2 separate regions of the Homo sapiens genome follow, and region 2 is linked to region 1. A link is a loop called in an ENCODE intact Hi-C map of the cell type or tissue named here. Cell type or tissue: heart left ventricle. All regions are shown on one strand. Each heading gives the region's core, and the rest is flanking DNA. Links, peaks and the distances in the headings are about the cores only. Region 1 holds the start of LMOD2 (leiomodin 2). Region 2 holds the start of ASB15 (ankyrin repeat and SOCS box containing 15).

Region 1 (8,344 bases), core at 18-8,017:
CCCTAGGGGGCCTGTTTTATTACAGATTTCCTATATGCCACTGCTTTGGCATTAACCCTGATTCTTTGGAGAATGGAGGTGGGAAGGAGGGTATAGAATAAGGAGGTGGGAGATGAGATGGCAAGGGACTGGACAAGGAGAAGGGGAATGTTAGTAAACTTAGAAAACAAATCAGGTAATGAGAAGAGTGGCCGGTTGTTTCTCCTGATCACCTCCCTATTATGTATGTACATATCACATTCAAAGTATGTGTTAATTGACCGTTTATGTTATTGGTAAGGCTTCTGTCCACAGTAGGCTATTAGTAGTTAAGGTTTGGGGGAGTCAAAAGTTATACATGAATTTTGGATGCTGCAGGGGCAGGAGTTGGTTCACCTGACCCCCATGTTATTCAGGAGGTAACTGTAGTTGAGCGGTTCTTAAGTTTTACTGTGTGTCATAATCACCTGTGAGAGCACCAATTGTTGGGCCCCATCCCCAGAGTTTATCATTCATCAGATTGACGGGAACTCTATAATTTGCAGTTCCAAGAAGATCCCAGGTAATGCTGATGCTGCTGACCGGGCACCCACAATTTTGAAATGTTCTTTAATTTTCACTTCTATGTACAAGCTCTTAACCTCTAATGAGTTTCTTAACCTTGCCTTGTCTCAGTTCTCAAGTGCAGAAAGTTAAAAATGAAGTGAGATAATGGGAGAAACTCATTGGCACCTGTGCTGAGATTTAACCACTGCTCAATAGGGGAGCTAGACCATTGGGATTCTAGGGTCCCTGGGAGCCCCAATGCGGCATAAGTTTGTGTAAGCCCAAGTGGGCAGAAAGGCTGGCATTCAACAGGTGTTGCATCTGCTTTTTATAAGCCTTTACAGAGCCAGCCGCCTGATAATCAATCAAGACCCTCCGCTCCTTCTCAGGGTCCTTCCTTTATGGCTCTTCACTTACGCAACTACCTTGCTCCCCCAGCCACCCAACAGCTGCTCGAAGATTTTCCCTGTTGTGGGAATTGGATTTGCACCCTCCATCAGCAAGTTCCTGCTCATCATGCCTGGCAACTACAGACAGCTGGCCAGCAGGGAAAGTACTGGGAGAAAAAGTTAATAGCCTAGAAAGGAACCGAAGTCCATCAACACAGCAGCCTCTCTAATTGAGCTGATAAGCCATTGGCAGGGATCAGCAAAACCTTTGGCAGGATCAGGTGGGTTCGTCCGGCTGACGATAGGTTTTGCTCTTTGGTTCCCACCACTATCATGTCATTGTGACATTAAAAAGCCTTTGTTGGATTATTGATACATTGGTTGTACAGCCTGGATATTCTGAGACAGTTTTATTCTTTTTTTTTTTTTTTTTTTTTAATGAGACAAGGTTTTGGTTTGTGGCTCAGGCTGAGTGCAGTGGCACAACCATAGCTCACTGCAGCCTCAACCTCCCATGCTGAAGCCAACCTCCCACCTCAGCCTCCTGAGCAGCTGGGACTACCACCTGCTAATGTTCCACTAAACCCAGCTAATTTTTTTTTTTTTTTTTTTTTTTTGTAGAGATGAGATCTCACTATATTGCCAGAGCTGGATTTGAACTCCTAGGCTCAAGTGATTCTCCTGCCTCAGCCTCCCAAAAAAGTGTGGGAATTATAGGCGTGAGCCAGCATACCCAGCCAGTTTTATTTTATTAAAGAGAGTTTTAAATAATTGTGATGATAATGTCATTGTTATTTTGATGCTCATTATCACATCAAAGAAAAAAAAATCCCTCTTAAAACAATGGTTGTGGAGGAATTGACCTGCCCAAGTACTGACTTGTATGTGTCCTTCCTTCTAACACACCCCTTCTAGCTGATTAGTACTGTGGCCTTGGCAGACCCTGGCCAGATCCCAGTGGCCCTTCCTGCAATGATTGACGTGGACAAAACTCACACATATCTTGCTGCAATTGTGGCCAAGATAACCCTATCATCAAGATCATCTAACAGCCCTAGATTAGTACTGTGGAAGTCTTGCCATTGGCTTTAGGCCATTTTGATTTTAGATGATTCCAACAGAGTGCAAGGGTTTTAAACTGTTTCTCCTGACCTATGTTCTTCCATAATTCCGGAAGAATTTTTTTTTTGTTATATGGACACTTTATTGTCATTACTGTTTTCCCAGAGAATAATAGTCTTTTGGACTTCCTTCTGGTATTGACTCATTTGGCAAATTCAAAATAACTGTTTACTGGGCAGTACACAAGAGCTTTATAGGCCTGAGCTCTGATATAAGCACATTTCCTAACCTCAGGATCACCATCGTAAAGGAGACAGAAATCGAAGAGATCATCTATACAGCTGTGCTGCCCCTGAGTCCTCAGATGGGTTTCAGGATGTGTTATCATTTTGAAATTCTATGCAAAAGTTGGTGTATTTTGCACAAGCCCAGGGCTATTTTCTTAAGAAGGTTCATAACTTATCAAAATCTCAAAGGGGTTCTTGATTCGCAAAAGAAACACTGTCTCTAACTCCCTCAATGTCCAGAGGGAAAGAGAACCCTGTAAAAGTGATTGTTCAAGGTCTAAAGATGTGGGAACAGAGCAGGGACTCATAACAAGGCCCTGTGACTCTCAGTGTCATGTACTTCCCACCACCCCACACTTCTTGGTATTGGAAAAGAACTATTTCACCATAGCTACTATCACAGTCAAAGCAACCAGCGTTCCCACTTTTGTCTTTATAGGAGAAAATAAATGTACTTAACTGAAAAAAAAGTATACATTTATACGTATGCATGTATCTTGGGAACAAATATTATGCCACATTACCAACATATAGCTCAAACAACACTTATGTTTGGCAAAATATTGAATCCCATACACTGATTGTGAATTATTTTCCTCTTGAGCTTTCTATTTGTAATCAATCAAAGAGCCCCAATTAAGAATTTTACATATTATGATCCATTGGGTGGCCATAGCATTTACATGATTATTTCAGCCTGAAAAATGATTTAGTAGCAAGTATAAATGGGTTATAGGAAAATTCAAGTGATGAGGATTGAGAAGTTAGGGAAAACAAGTGTCTGGGTTTGGGATGGGGTGATGGGGAGGTGGGGTTAGCCAAGGAAAAGTCCCGAGAGCCTACCTTTCCACATTCCCCCAGCCTCTCCTTCTCCAAGAGTTTTTGGGACTCCTTTTCCCAATAGGCCATCAGTGCCTCTCTGCTGAATGTCCCTGTGGGGGTTTTCTCTGTCAGGCTCTTTTGCCTTAGCCCCACGGGAAGGTTGCGGTCAGGTTCAATGTCTTCCAACTCTCTCTCTAGCTCCTTCAGCTCCTCGGCTGACAGGGAGGCGAGGAGTTCATCCTCGTCGATGGATTCGTATTTACTGAGTCCTCTTCGGTAGCCAAAGGTAGACATGGTCCCTGCTTTGTCAGACCCAGAAGGAGCTTGAAGGACCAGGCATTCAAGGCGGCCAGAAGCAGGCAGGGAGGCAAGTGGCAGGCTGGTCAACAACTGGTGCTAGGAGTGGCTGTGGGAGCCTTTTAAGAGTGGTGATACAGGGCTGTGACAATGCAGAGAGGGGTGAAGGCATGGGCTGTTTTAAGCATCAGACGTCAGCTAGACATTTGAACACAAAGAATGTCACATCGGTGGTGGATGGAGGTCTCAGAACCAGTGGGGATTATTAACATACTGGCCAGGGCCATATTTAGCTGAGTCTGATAGCTCATGAGGACAGGCAGAGTGTTTCAGATAAGGAGTAACACAGTTCTTCTCACTTTGTATTCAAACAACAGGGAAATAAAATTTATTTTGAAAATGACTTGCCACCACCTCCATGGCCATGAAAAGATTCTTTCATTATAATCTTAGGGTTGAGAAATGTCTCCACAATACTCCATGGGTAGTTATTTTGGTTCTTCTATAAACATACTGTAGGTGGTATTGATGGGGACAAAAGGTCATAATAATATAGTATTTCATAATTTTATCCTACTTTGCAGTTTACAAAGCACTTCAATAAGTTTTTCTAATCATAAATACTGTGAGATGAATAACATGATTCTCATTTATAGATGTTGGCAACTGAGGCTCTCAGAGATTAAGTGAAACGTCAGAAGTTGGAGAGCTGAAAGTACAGAGAGGTGTCTTTCTCCACTGAACGAAATGCTTCTTCCTACTCACCATGATTACTAGTAAAAATCTAGACTTGCAAATGAAACTCGAAAAATACAAATAATAATACTGGATATGATTTATTAAGGACTGACATTATGCCATTCCAGTGTTAAGCATTATCTCCTTTAATTCTACAGTCCTGTAAGGTGTACATTAGTGCCTGTACTTAACTAGTACACACTCAGAGAGGTTAAGTTACTAGCATGGGAGCACAGAGCTAAGAAGTGAGAGAGCTAGAATCTGAGCCCAGATTTGTATCTGGCCTGAAAATGGAAGAGATGCTAATTTGAAATTATATATATGACTTAATCACTACATATTATATATATACAACAAATTTTCTTATGTACTCCATACATTTGCACAAATTAAAAAAAGAAATTATATATGAGCATATTGTTGTGTATATGTTAAAATAAATCCATAGTTTATAGGACTCCATAAATATAACACCATTTTATAGATATGTAAAATCTATTAAAAATATTAATGCATACAAAAATACATTTATCAATACATGTATAGTACATGATATTCTGATTATACCTTCAGCAGCTGGTGAATATTTGGGTTGTTTCTAGCTTTGGGTTTCTACCTTTTATCTATGAATAAAGTTTCTATGAACATTTACATGCAAGTGTTTGAGTAACCTCAGGTTTTCATTTATTTTGAGTAGATATGTAGGAGCAGAATTACTGGGTTATATGGTAAATTTACTTTTTAAGAAACTGTAAAAAACTGTTTTCCGAAACGGCTGTACCAATTTACATTCCCATCAGCAATGAATGAGAGTTCCGGTTTCTCGACATCCTCACCTATTATTGCTTGTCTTTCTATTATAGTCATTTTAGAGGGTGTCAAATGATAGTTTTAATTTTCATTTCCCTAGTAAGATGTTCATCATTTCATGTGTTTATTGGCCACCTTATATCTTCTTTGGTGAAATATTTATTCAAATCTTACCTCCCCCTTTTTTAAACAACTTTTTGAGACAGGGTCTTGCTCGGTCACCCAGGCTGGAGTGCAGTGGAGTGATCATAGCTCACTGCAGCCTCAATCTCTTGCTTATGCCCATTTTAAAATTGGGTTAATTGTCTCCTTATTATTGAGTTGTAAGAATCTTTATATGTGCTGGAGACAAATATTTTATTAGGTATATGACTTTTTTTTTCTATTCTGGGGCTTGTCTTTTGATTCATTTTGAAGAGCAAACTTTTTAAATTTTGGTGAAGTCCAAGACCAATTTATCAATTTTTTTGTTGTATTGCTTGGTGTTATAGTTAAGAAATCTTTTTCTGGCCATGCACGGTGGCTCACGCCTGTAATTCCAACACTTTGGAAGGCTGAGGTGGGCAGATCACTTGAGCCCAGGAGTTTGAGACCAGCCTGGCCAACATGGCAAAACCCTGTCTCTAGTAAACATACAAAAATTAGCTGAGCATGGTGACAGATGCCTATAAACCCAGCTACTTAGGAGGCTGAGGTGGGATAATGGTTTGAACCCAGGAAGCCGAGGCTGCAGTGAGCCAAGATGGCACCACTGCCCTCCAGCCTGGGTGACAGCGAGACTCTGTCTCATTAAAAAAAAAAGAAAATTTTTTTCCAACCCAAGGCCACAGAGATTTACTCATATTTTATTGTGAAAGTTGTATAGTTTTAGTTTTATTTAGATTTCCTACCCATTTTGACTTATTTATGTGTATATGTAAGGTAAAGTTATATATTCATCTTTTTTATTTTTATTTTTTTTAGGCGGAGTCTGACTCTGTTGCCCAGGCTGGAGTGTAATGGCACCATCATAGCTCACTGTAGCCTCTTATCTTTTGGGCTTGGGTGATCCTCCCACCTCGGCCTTCGGAGTAGCTGGGACTAGAGACAGCAAGCAACCACGCCCAGTTAATCTTTTTTTTTTTTATTTTTTGTAGGGACACTGTTTTGCCATGTTGCCCAGGTGGTTGGTTTCAAACTCATGGACTCAAATGCTGCCCCCACCGTGGCCTCCCAAAGTGCTGGGACTGCAGGCGTGAGTGACAACACTTGGCCCAAATTTATCTTTTTGCACACAGATATTCAATTGTCCTAGCACCATTTGTTGAAAAAAACTATACTTTCCTCTATTGAATTACCTTGGAACCTTTGTGGAAAATTAACTGACCGTAAATACATGGGTTTATTTCTAGACAGTCAAGTCTGTTCTATAAATCTATATATCTATCCTTATGCAAAATCACATGGTCTTAATTATTGTAGCTTTATAATAAGTTTTGAAATCAGAATGTGTATAAGTCTATCTGACTTTGCTCTCTTGTGAGAATGTTTTGGCTAGCTATTTTGATCTTAACTTGTTATGATATTCTACTCCAAAAATAACTGACACTTTTCAGTGATGCTAATGAGAGAGATAATGATTGAATTAGAAATAATGAGTTCATTTGTGTGTTTTTTTTGTTTTTTGTTTTTGTTTTTTTGTTTTTTTGTTTTTTTTTTTACAGCCTGTAGCATATGCTTTTGTGTAACCTCAGCTCAGCAAGGGCCCATCTTTTTTATTTGAATGGGTTTGATTTTTGGCAATGACATCAAGTCATGATAGCCAAATCTGATGCATGAGATGAGTCATTCAGCTCTAGTACCACAATTTAGGTGAAAAGATGAATAAGGATTACAGCCATGTAAAAATCTGTGTGCTTTTGGGAAAAAAAGAAGAAAAGACATATAAATGATAGCATGAGTTCATTCTTTCAACAATACATATTGGCCACATGTGATAGGTTGACTACTGTGCGAGTTTTAGGGTATATAAATATGTGCGAAGAAACACTGGAATTGTGTTTTACCCTATCTCTCTCATGTTTGTAATTGTTCAGTAACATCCTTTTTTTGCTAAGTTTTATTGGACAATTGACTAAACACATATTACATGCCAGATTCTAATTTAGTTGCTTGGCTTAGAGAAGTGAACAAAATCAACGAAGTTCCTTCCTCCACAGAGCTTACATTCTAGATGGGAGAGACAGACAATATCTAGACAAACATGTAAATATAGAACACATTAGAGAGAAGTTCTATGGAGAAAAATAGAGCAGGGTAAAATGGAAGGAAGATTTTGGGGGTAATATTTCATCTGGGAAGATCTCTGTAGTAAGGTAACATTTGAACACAGACCTGGGCTCGATACATGCAAACTATAATATACATTTAGTATTCAGATATTTTAGAATCACAGATTCTCAGATTTCAAAAGGACTTTGAAATACATGAATTTTGTATCACTTCTATTTGTGATCATCTAGTGTTTGCTTGAACATCTTTAGTGAAAATAGCACATTTTCAAAAGCTTATTTCATTGTTGGATGACTCAAATCCTCAGAAAATTACTTTTATTGCTTTGAAACTAGTCTCTTGAAAAATCCACATATTTTAAATTTTCTCATTGGAACAACCCAGAATAAATATCATCTCACATGGATTTCTTTTCCCAAATCTTATGTGTCCCATGAGTGACTCTGAAAATGGCTCCAAAAGGGAAGGCTTAATGCCTTTTGTTTGTTCGTTTTTGTGTGTGTTTTTGCTGTGTGGCAGCATCACTGGAAAAAGCCATTATGGCCTCTCAAAGACACTGCCTTAAAAACAATAGTCATTTAGATATCCTAGTATATTTGTTACAAATCACTCCGATTATGATAATAATCACAACTCACGAATGATCTTATGAGTTGGTTCAAATAGGTTGGATACTTCTTGGTTCCCCCTGTAAGTATCCTTCACAAACTTTAAATCTCCTGGATACAATTCTGCTGAGTGATCAAACACTACCCGCCTGACCCTGACTAGAATTAAATATGGTGAATAATTTAGTTTTCTTTGGAACTTTGTCTACATTGAAAAAATCCAGTCACTATATGTTCCAAGCATCACCATTTTGTATTTTGAGATTTTTACTTGGTTGCATTATCTTTTTGGATAGAATTGTTTTTACAGTCAATAATACTCCAAGCCTTTTGACGATTAACATTTTTTGTTTAAAAAAATCTGCCTTGGGATAGAATTTTTTCATAGTTCTGGCTTCCCAATGAGATATATTCAGATACACTCAGATACATACTATCTCCCAATATATTGGCAATTCCCTTTTTAGTGAAAACAGAGCTTCCCCTTTCAACTTTTTTTCCTTTTGTTTTCCTCCTGAAAATACTATCATCTGTT
Region 2 (8,344 bases), core at 278-8,277, 53 kb after region 1:
ACGGCAGCCAAGATATAGAAACAACCTAAATGTCCATTGACAGATGAATAAATGAAGAAAATGTGCTGTGTATTTACAATGGACTATTAACCTTAAAAAAGAAGAGAATCTTGCCATTTGTGACAACATGGATCAACCTAGAGGACGTTATGCTAAATGAAACAAGCCAGGTACAGAGAGACAAATATTGTGATATTTATCTGTGGAATCTAAAAAGTTGAAGTCATAGAAAAAAGAGTAGAATGTTGGTTGCCTGGGGCTAGGAGGTGCTGGCCAAGGGGTACAAATTTCAGTTAAGCAGGATGAGTAAATTCTGGAAATCTAATGTACAACAATGTAACTGTAGTTAACAATATTGTATTGTATACTTGAAATTTGCTAAGGGTGTAGATTTTAAGAGTTTTCACCACCAGTAACAACAAGAAAAGTGAACTAAGATGGACTTTACAGAGGCAAAGCTTACAAAGCCCTCTCAGGAAAATTAGCTTAGCATCTACCTCTTAGGACTGAGCAGGCCAGGAACCTTGGTGACCTCGAGAAGAGAGAAGATTGCCCAAATGTACAGGAAAGCAGGTAGAACTTGGTGAAGAGAGTTTCTTGGCGTGGGAAGGAGCAGAAATTTGAAAGAGCAATTCATTTATCTGAATCGTCCAAGCAGTGGCTTCATTACCTAAGTTATTGTGTCTGTCTGCATGAAATCAATAGTTTATTTTCCATTAATTAGTGAGTGGTGGCTCCTGAGAAAGGTGAGGCCAGTTACAGACAATAAAAAAGCTACTTTTGGTTTGTGCAATTGAGTTGTAGGGTGAGTAAAAAACGTTTTGACTACATTGATTACCTATAGTAACAATAAAAATAATATCTCCAGACTTTTAAAAAGTATTATTTTTTTTAACTTTCATTTTAAGTTTTATCTTAACGTTTGTTATATAGGTAAATTGTATATTGCAAGGGTTTGGTGTACAGAGTATTTTATCATGCAGGTAATAGGCATAGTACCTCATAGGTAGTTTTTCTATCCTTGCCCTCCTCCCACTTTCGACCCTCAGGTAGGTCTTGGCGTCTGTTGTTCCCTTCTTTGTGTCCGTATGTACTCACAGTTTAGTTCCTACTTGTAAGTGAGAACATGGGGTATTTGGTTTTCTGTTCCGGTGTTAATTTGCTTAGGATAATGACCCTACAGCTCCATCCATGTTGCTGCAAAGGACACAATCTCATTCTTTTTTGTGGCTGGCTAGTATTCTATGGTGTATACGTACAACATTATCTTTATCCAGTCTACTGTCATTGTGCATTTAGGTTGATTCCATGTTTTTGCTGTTGTGAACAATACTGCAGTGAACGTACGTGTGCATGTATCTTTATGGTACGGTGATTTATATTCCTTTGGGTGTATATCCAAAAATGCGATTACTGGATTGAATGGTAATTCTGCTTTAAGTTCTTTGAGAAATCACCAAACTGTTTTCCACAGTGGCCGAACTAAGTTACATTCCCACCAGCATTGTATAAGCATTCCCTTTTCTCCATAACCTCGCCAGCATCTGTTATTTTTTGACTTTTTAGTAGTAGCCATTCTGACTGGTGTGTGAGATGGTATCTCATTGTGGTTTTGATTTGCATTTCTCTAATGATTAGGGATGTTGAGCATTTTAAAAAGTATTATTCTTATGCATATACACATAAATATTCATATACAAATATATATGCATATATTCTCTCCAAAAATATTCATTCCTGGCATAATGTATTTTGTTCAACATGACAAACAATCCTGTCTGGTGCTCAAGTCAAATTTTTTTCCCTTCAAAATTGATTCAAATAATAATGAGTCACTGCATTTTTTCATATCTTGTTTTGAAATCATGTACAGGCCATTGATTTCTTTCTGTTGGAGGCAGTTGAATATAACGGTTGAACCTTTGTTCAAATGCCGACCTGCCTGCATTAGCTGCCTGGTTAACTGTGTCTGACGTGTCACAAGTAGTCAGTAAACATTACCTGTTATTATTCTGTGATTGAACTCCTGTGGAATGGGAAAGTAGGATTCTAGTACTTTTTGAAAGTTTTAGTTCTATTCCTTACCCTTGAATATTGACCCTGACACCCCCATTTTATTTTCTTCTCCCTCCTTTTCCCTAGAATCACCAATTTTCAGAGTTAAAGACTGTCAGGTAGCCCCACCTGTAAATTTTATTTACAACATGCCCAATAAGTAATTGGTAGCCTCAGTTTGAACATCAAAGTGTCAGGGAGTTTGCTATCTCCTCACACGGTGCTTCTTCTTTAGCCAGCATTTTTTTTTTTTTTAGACAGAGTCTCCTTCTGTCAACCAAGCTGGAGTCCAATGGCATGATCTCGGCTCACTGCAACATCCACCTCCCAGGTTCAAGTGATTCTCCTGCCCCAGCCTCCCGAGTAGCTGGGATTACAGGAGCCCACCACTATGCTGGGCTAATTTTTGTATTTTTATTAGAGACAGGGTTTCACCACGTTGGTCAGGCTGGTCTTGAACTCCTGACCTCAGGTGATTCTCCCCCATCGGCCTCCCAAAATGCTGGGATTATAGGCATGAGCTATGGCACCCGGCCTAGCCAGATTTCACAATTAGGAAAACCAGTGAACTTGAATCCACTCTTCAAAACATTATCTGAAGATAATGTTTCTACTTCTCTTACCTTTTTCTGGTTCTCTTTCTCAGAGCTACACTGAGAAAGTAGTGTTCCTCTGCAACACAGGAGCCCTGTTAATATCCCCCAGGAAGGCTGTCAGATCTCCACTGAGCTTTTTCTTCCAGAGGCTGGACAACTGCTCTTCCTATAAGATGGCCTCACCTCCTGCACTGTCTTGACTGCTTTCCTGGAAACACATTTGTTTATCCATTTCTTTCTAAAAGTGACACTGAACCACAGGCTCTGAAGGCAACACAACAGCTACAGTCAGACCAACACAAGTTTAAGTGTTCCCTTTTCTCAAACACTATACATCTGTTAATTTAGTCCAAGTTCAGATAAATATTTAGGCTATTATGTTACAGACTTGATTTAGACCCCAGTATCCCAAAGATCTACAAGTCGTATGTTTTCCCCACGTTGTTTTCTGTGCAATTGTATGCAGGACCCTATTGGACTCTATTTATTCCTATTACATTTTATATTTTTTCAATTTGGCCTTTATTTCCTTCTGCTAAAATTGAATGCATTTTCTATCTCTCCAAGTATTGTTTTATTTGCTGACTTAATAAGCATGCCTTCTATATGTCCTTAAGCTCCACTGATAAAGATAAATGTTGAAAAGAAATTGGCAAAGGACAGAGGCCTCTATGTTGACATTGATCCATTATTTTGCACCCTCCCAGAAAAGGTGTTTATCCAGCTACAAACCCTCTTAAAGACACCACCACCTAGTATTAATGTCTCCTTTTTGATAATAAGACCATCATCAAGGAATATTGTCAAATACCTTGTTGTAATACAAATGCACAGTTATCTATGATACTACATTCCTTTGCTCTGCTAATCAAAAAGACAAAGGAAAAGAATTAACCCACCAATTCTTAGTGATTATTTTTTTCCTAAGGATGTTCAGACTATCCTATTTGTCCATGCAAAAATATACATTCAACGTCTGTTGTGTTCCAGGCACAGGGCTAGACACATATATATGGGATCCATGCCCTCAGAGAGTTTTCTGCCTTTAAATAATGTATTTTAGATTTTTCTCCAGAAATAATACCAATTTCTCTTTAAGGTTTAGCACACAGTAAAGCACATAGCATAGCAAGTCTTTAATAAGTATTTTTATATTGAGTTTAATAATTATTATAACTAATATCTATTGAGTGTTTACCTGTGATAGGGATTACACTAAGTGCATTAAATGGATGTCACTTAACGTCTATGACATAATTCTCCCCCACTTTACAGATGAGAAAACTGAAGCACAGAGTCATTAGGTAACTTACCTAAGCCCACATATCTAGTGGGCAGTGGAGAGTGGGATATAGCCCAGTCATCTGACAATGGAGGCCACACACGCTTAACCAGTATACTCTAACTATGACTCAGCTACTTTGAATGAATTAATGAAAAGAGGGTCTTATTTTGTAACCTAAAAATTCATAAACCTGAGAAAAAGTTTTCTCAAAAAGTTTAAGCAACTACCTAACAAATTCATCGAACAACTCCAGGGGAAATATAAAACTTGTAGGCAAATTTCTATTTGAAGATAAAATATTCTCATAAAATAACTGAAGTGTAAAATTATAATTTTTATCACAATAAATTAATAATCTCAGCACAAAGCAGTGATAAGATTTTTCTTGTCCACATCACTGCTTTACTTCGTGGAAGTCAAATCATTTTAGATATAGAAAGCTCCTTAGAAGTTAACTGTGCATTTAAGAACAATATGAGTGACGATATCAGATAAATTTTAAGGACTTTCCAACCTTTAGATTTTGTGATATAATTTGCAGGAGTAAATTTCCAATTCTATTCGGTTTATTTTTTAAAAAATCTAACTAATTTAAAGAAATGTTTCAATCTGGGCAGAAAGCATTCATCTTTTTCAACAAGTGATGAAAAAGCCTTAAAAGATTTATTTTATTTATTCACAAAAATTATTTAATTTTTTTTATTAGAAACCAAGAGGTGAGCTGAGACCCTTCTGGGATTCTATAGTAAATATATTGACATGTTCTATAAGGATACTCATTCTTAATCTGTTTTTCTCATGATACAATTTTTTATGCTTAGTAATTATGCAATTGAGTTGATATTCTATAAGCAAACAAATTCTAGCTTTAGTCTCTAATTAAAAAGGCTCTAAACAGGTAAGCCCGTAGGTGATCAAGTGGAAAGAAAGTAATGAGTAGCTACTATAATTTGTATTTCAATCTGTTTAAAATATTACCAATAATGAACTATTCAATAAGCTAGTTGGTGAGGTACAGATCAAATATTTCATAATCTCACCTTTTGGAATGATCATCTTGTCATTCTTATCCAGGGACTTGCCTTCCTAAATCAGAGGAAGTGCCCTGGAGCCAATGTGTGCTTCTGTGTATCTAAAATTAAGTATCCAGTTGGTGGTTAAATTAAGACCTGACCTTGTACAACTGAAACATAAGCGGTCTCTGGCACACGGTAAAGTATTACCCATGACTTCTCTAGACTCTCATCAAAAGAAACGCAAGCCTACAGAGGTATAATAAGATTATCTCTGTCCTGATTGGTTCAAAGAACTCTTATGAAAACAAAGGACCTGCCAATTCAGCTGCAGGGAGTGTTGCTACTGATGGAACAAAACCAAACCACTTGGAATTAACGCACAATTTAAAGGTATTTGTTCAAGAGACAAATCTGTAAGTCTTTGTGTTGTCAGAGCCTAATCCACTTTTGACATATTTTAATACACACTATTTTTCTTTCTCCATCTTTCAGATTCAGGTCAAATTTCATTAAATACAATCTTCTTGTCATACTAATTTGCTGTCTTTGATTTTTGTTTAATAATTGCTAGTCTGATATACAGACGGAGATAGGGCAGTCAGTGACATCTAATCTGATCAAGAATTTTTAGGTCAAGTTATTGAGCATATATAGTCTAAAAAAATGAGTAGCAAATGTATTAATAAAACAAGCAAAAAAATTGGGATTTTTAATTGAGGAAGGTTGTTTTCTTTTAAAAAACCAATTAAGTTTATTGTCTTACTGATTTTCCAATGAAAATAGTCTGCCTTAAATTTGTTTTGACACAGCTATCCTTGGATTAACTCAGGCCACCATCGGCACTCACAAAGCCATCTGGCCTCTATCCCCTACACCCCCCTACTAAAACAACTCGTTTTGCAGGTCTCAGTGACCTCTTTCTGACTTACATTAGAAACTCATTTCATATTTTATATTCATTTTCATTTCTTATTTTACAAACCCTCATTGGATTTGCTGCCAGTGATTCTTCCCTTTTTCCTGAAACTCTCTACTTCTTAAGCTACTGGGAGCACTACACGCTTTTGTTTTTCGTCTCATCTCTGACATTTTCTTTGTACTCAGTGTTAATGAATATAAATACGTGGATTGTAGTGAATTTGCCAGTTTTATTTCAAAAATTGAGAAACCGTAAATGTGAAATGAGAGGTCCTAACTCCTCTTTAACTGTGATAAAAGAAGGTGCGTTTCAGTCATCTTCAAAGCAAACTGAGAAGTATTTTATGTTTAAACCACTATTAACTGTGTATTGCAATAGTCAAGGGTAAAAGTTAGATCATTGCATACATTGTCTACATTTTATCATTATTAATCTAATTTGGAATTTTTCAATGAAGAATTCTTGTGAAAAGCAATCAGCATTGTGAAACACTTTAATTTTATACAACTTTTTTTTACTTACAATATTAGAAATTCATATAAAGCTTTAGAGTATAATGCAAATGTGTGGGAAAATGTGCACCTAACACTTTAAAGTGTGGCTTGACACATTGCAGTGACTTTTCTGCTCTTAAACTAATGATGGTATGCCTGTTTTATCCGTTTATATAATAGTTGTTATAGATCTACCTATACCATACAACATTTAAAATAATGCATATAATGATAGAAAAGCCAAAATAAGATCATGTGGTAAAATAAATGAGAGCCTGTTACTGAAGACATAGTCCTGTGAACACGTCTTGCTTTACCACTTACTGTTTCTGTAGATGCATTATTTACATTTTTGAGATTATTTATCTGTAGTATGGGAGTGATGATGATGATGATGATACAATGACCATGGCACCACCATTTTAATGAGGCCTATTCCTCAAGTAGTTAGTCATCTATGCACACACAATAAGACATACTTTGAGTAACTCATATATTTGAAAGAATGATCTATTCATAATGCTAGTAATCGCTTCCACATTTGCCTCTATGAAAGCTGGCTTTTCCTGTGGGTTTTCTCAAAGGGGAAACAAAATGAGTCCTAGCTTTTCAAACAGTGCCTCTAGTTTTGTCTGGTGAGAATGAGTTTCAGGGAGGGGTCAGATTTAACAGTGAAGGACTAGTTGAATACTACTGTTGTTCCAAGGAAGGTATACAAAATGACACTGACATCCAAATACGCATTCCTTCTATCTATATATAGCAAGAAATGCATGTACTGTTTCAAAATGATAATTATAGCAACTGATATGAAAGATGAAGAGTCTTAGGTTAAAATAGTTGAAGCACGGTGTTAGAAGAACTGTCCTTGGACCCACCTATTTCTATTTTGGGAATAAGAAATTTAGGTAGCATTGTTTGTGAATTTCCAGGGAGCAATGTGGCAGCTTGGCCTTCATATTTTAGGCACCTGCCACTGCTACAGCCTCACTTTGCCCACAGGTATTCTTTCTTCCTGAAAAAGAGTGTGGCACTTGCAGGCCTGGATTTTAAAAAACAGCTCTTGCTATGATTAGTCATACAATCCCATCTACCCTCTACAATGCCACTTATTAAGTCCTTTCTGATCCAGCCCATTCTTTATGAGGCTTTGTCAGAACTGGAGCTTTATCTTTGCCTTCTACAAAAAATGGTGTTGTTCAAACACCTTGGGGAGTCCTACTTTAAGTTATCCTATTATTTTTTGTTTGTTTTGTGTGTTTTTTTGGTATTCTTTTTTGTTGTTGTTTTTAAGTTATCCTCTTATTTTGTTGTTTAGTAAGCAATACCCATGTATATCTCTCTTGGCTTCATTTTCACTTTGGTATATTTCAGGCTTTCTCCTTTTTCTCCTTCTTTCTTTTTTGTACTTGACCATTATTTTGGCCTTGGGGTCAGTGATTTAAGAAATGCACATTTTATTTTGGTTAGGCATAAAACAGTAGAAAAGAATATAAAAACATAAAATAAATCCTTTATTTCTAGTATGCTTCCCAGAACCTTGGTAATTGTTTATTTTTGCTATGCTGTACGCTGTTTTTCCAGACTGAAAATCAAACAACTGAAAACATGAGCCAAATCTATTAGCACTGAACTCCTCCAACAGCACTGATGTCACAGGCCCCTGGAAGAATCCACGTTGTTGACATTACTCTGGTCATTTAGTTGCCATGTAGCCAAGCAAAGGCAAGTGACGGAAATAGTATTTTTTAGTAAGGTAGCACTATAGGTAGTTATACTAAATTAATGACAAACAAACAGTGAGGAAGATCCTGTATGGGGTTTCAGTTAGGGGTTTCAAAGTTCACTTTGTCTAGTAAAGTTTTTGGCACTCATCAAATATGTGTTGAATATTTTGTTGAACACTGATGACTTGTTCAAATGGGTTCGCAGTTATTTCTGTTTAACCAAAGTTTAAGTCAATTAAGGTTGAGTCACAA

The links. Peaks named below come from ENCODE experiments on the same cell type or tissue, not always from the same donor. Only the 100,000 strongest peaks of a DNase experiment are listed, where the experiment ranks them.
Region 2: a loop joins it to region 1, with 2.3 times the contacts of the local background. A loop is called at or near these places in 3 of 110 quality-filtered maps.

Annotation. Positions count from the first base shown.
Region 1 is chr7:123,650,999-123,659,342 of GRCh38, reverse strand. LMOD2 (leiomodin 2) reads right to left here and starts at 3,477. Exons shown (of 3, transcript NM_207163.3): 1 at 3,107-3,477. The coding sequence starts at 3,379. In heart left ventricle, for the core only: no CTCF peak of the experiment used is centred there; a DNase peak (open chromatin) is centred at 3,452; H3K4me3 peaks cover 4,376 bases; H3K27ac peaks cover 6,452 bases.
Region 2 is chr7:123,598,547-123,606,890 of GRCh38, reverse strand. It overlaps ASB15 (ankyrin repeat and SOCS box containing 15), which reads right to left and starts at 5,070. Exons shown (of 12, transcript NM_001290258.2): 1 at 4,977-5,070; 2 at 2,679-2,859. It also overlaps a transcript of NDUFA5 not described here. In heart left ventricle, for the core only: no CTCF peak of the experiment used is centred there; no DNase peak of the experiment used is centred there; H3K4me3 peaks cover 3,744 bases; H3K27ac peaks cover 4,972 bases.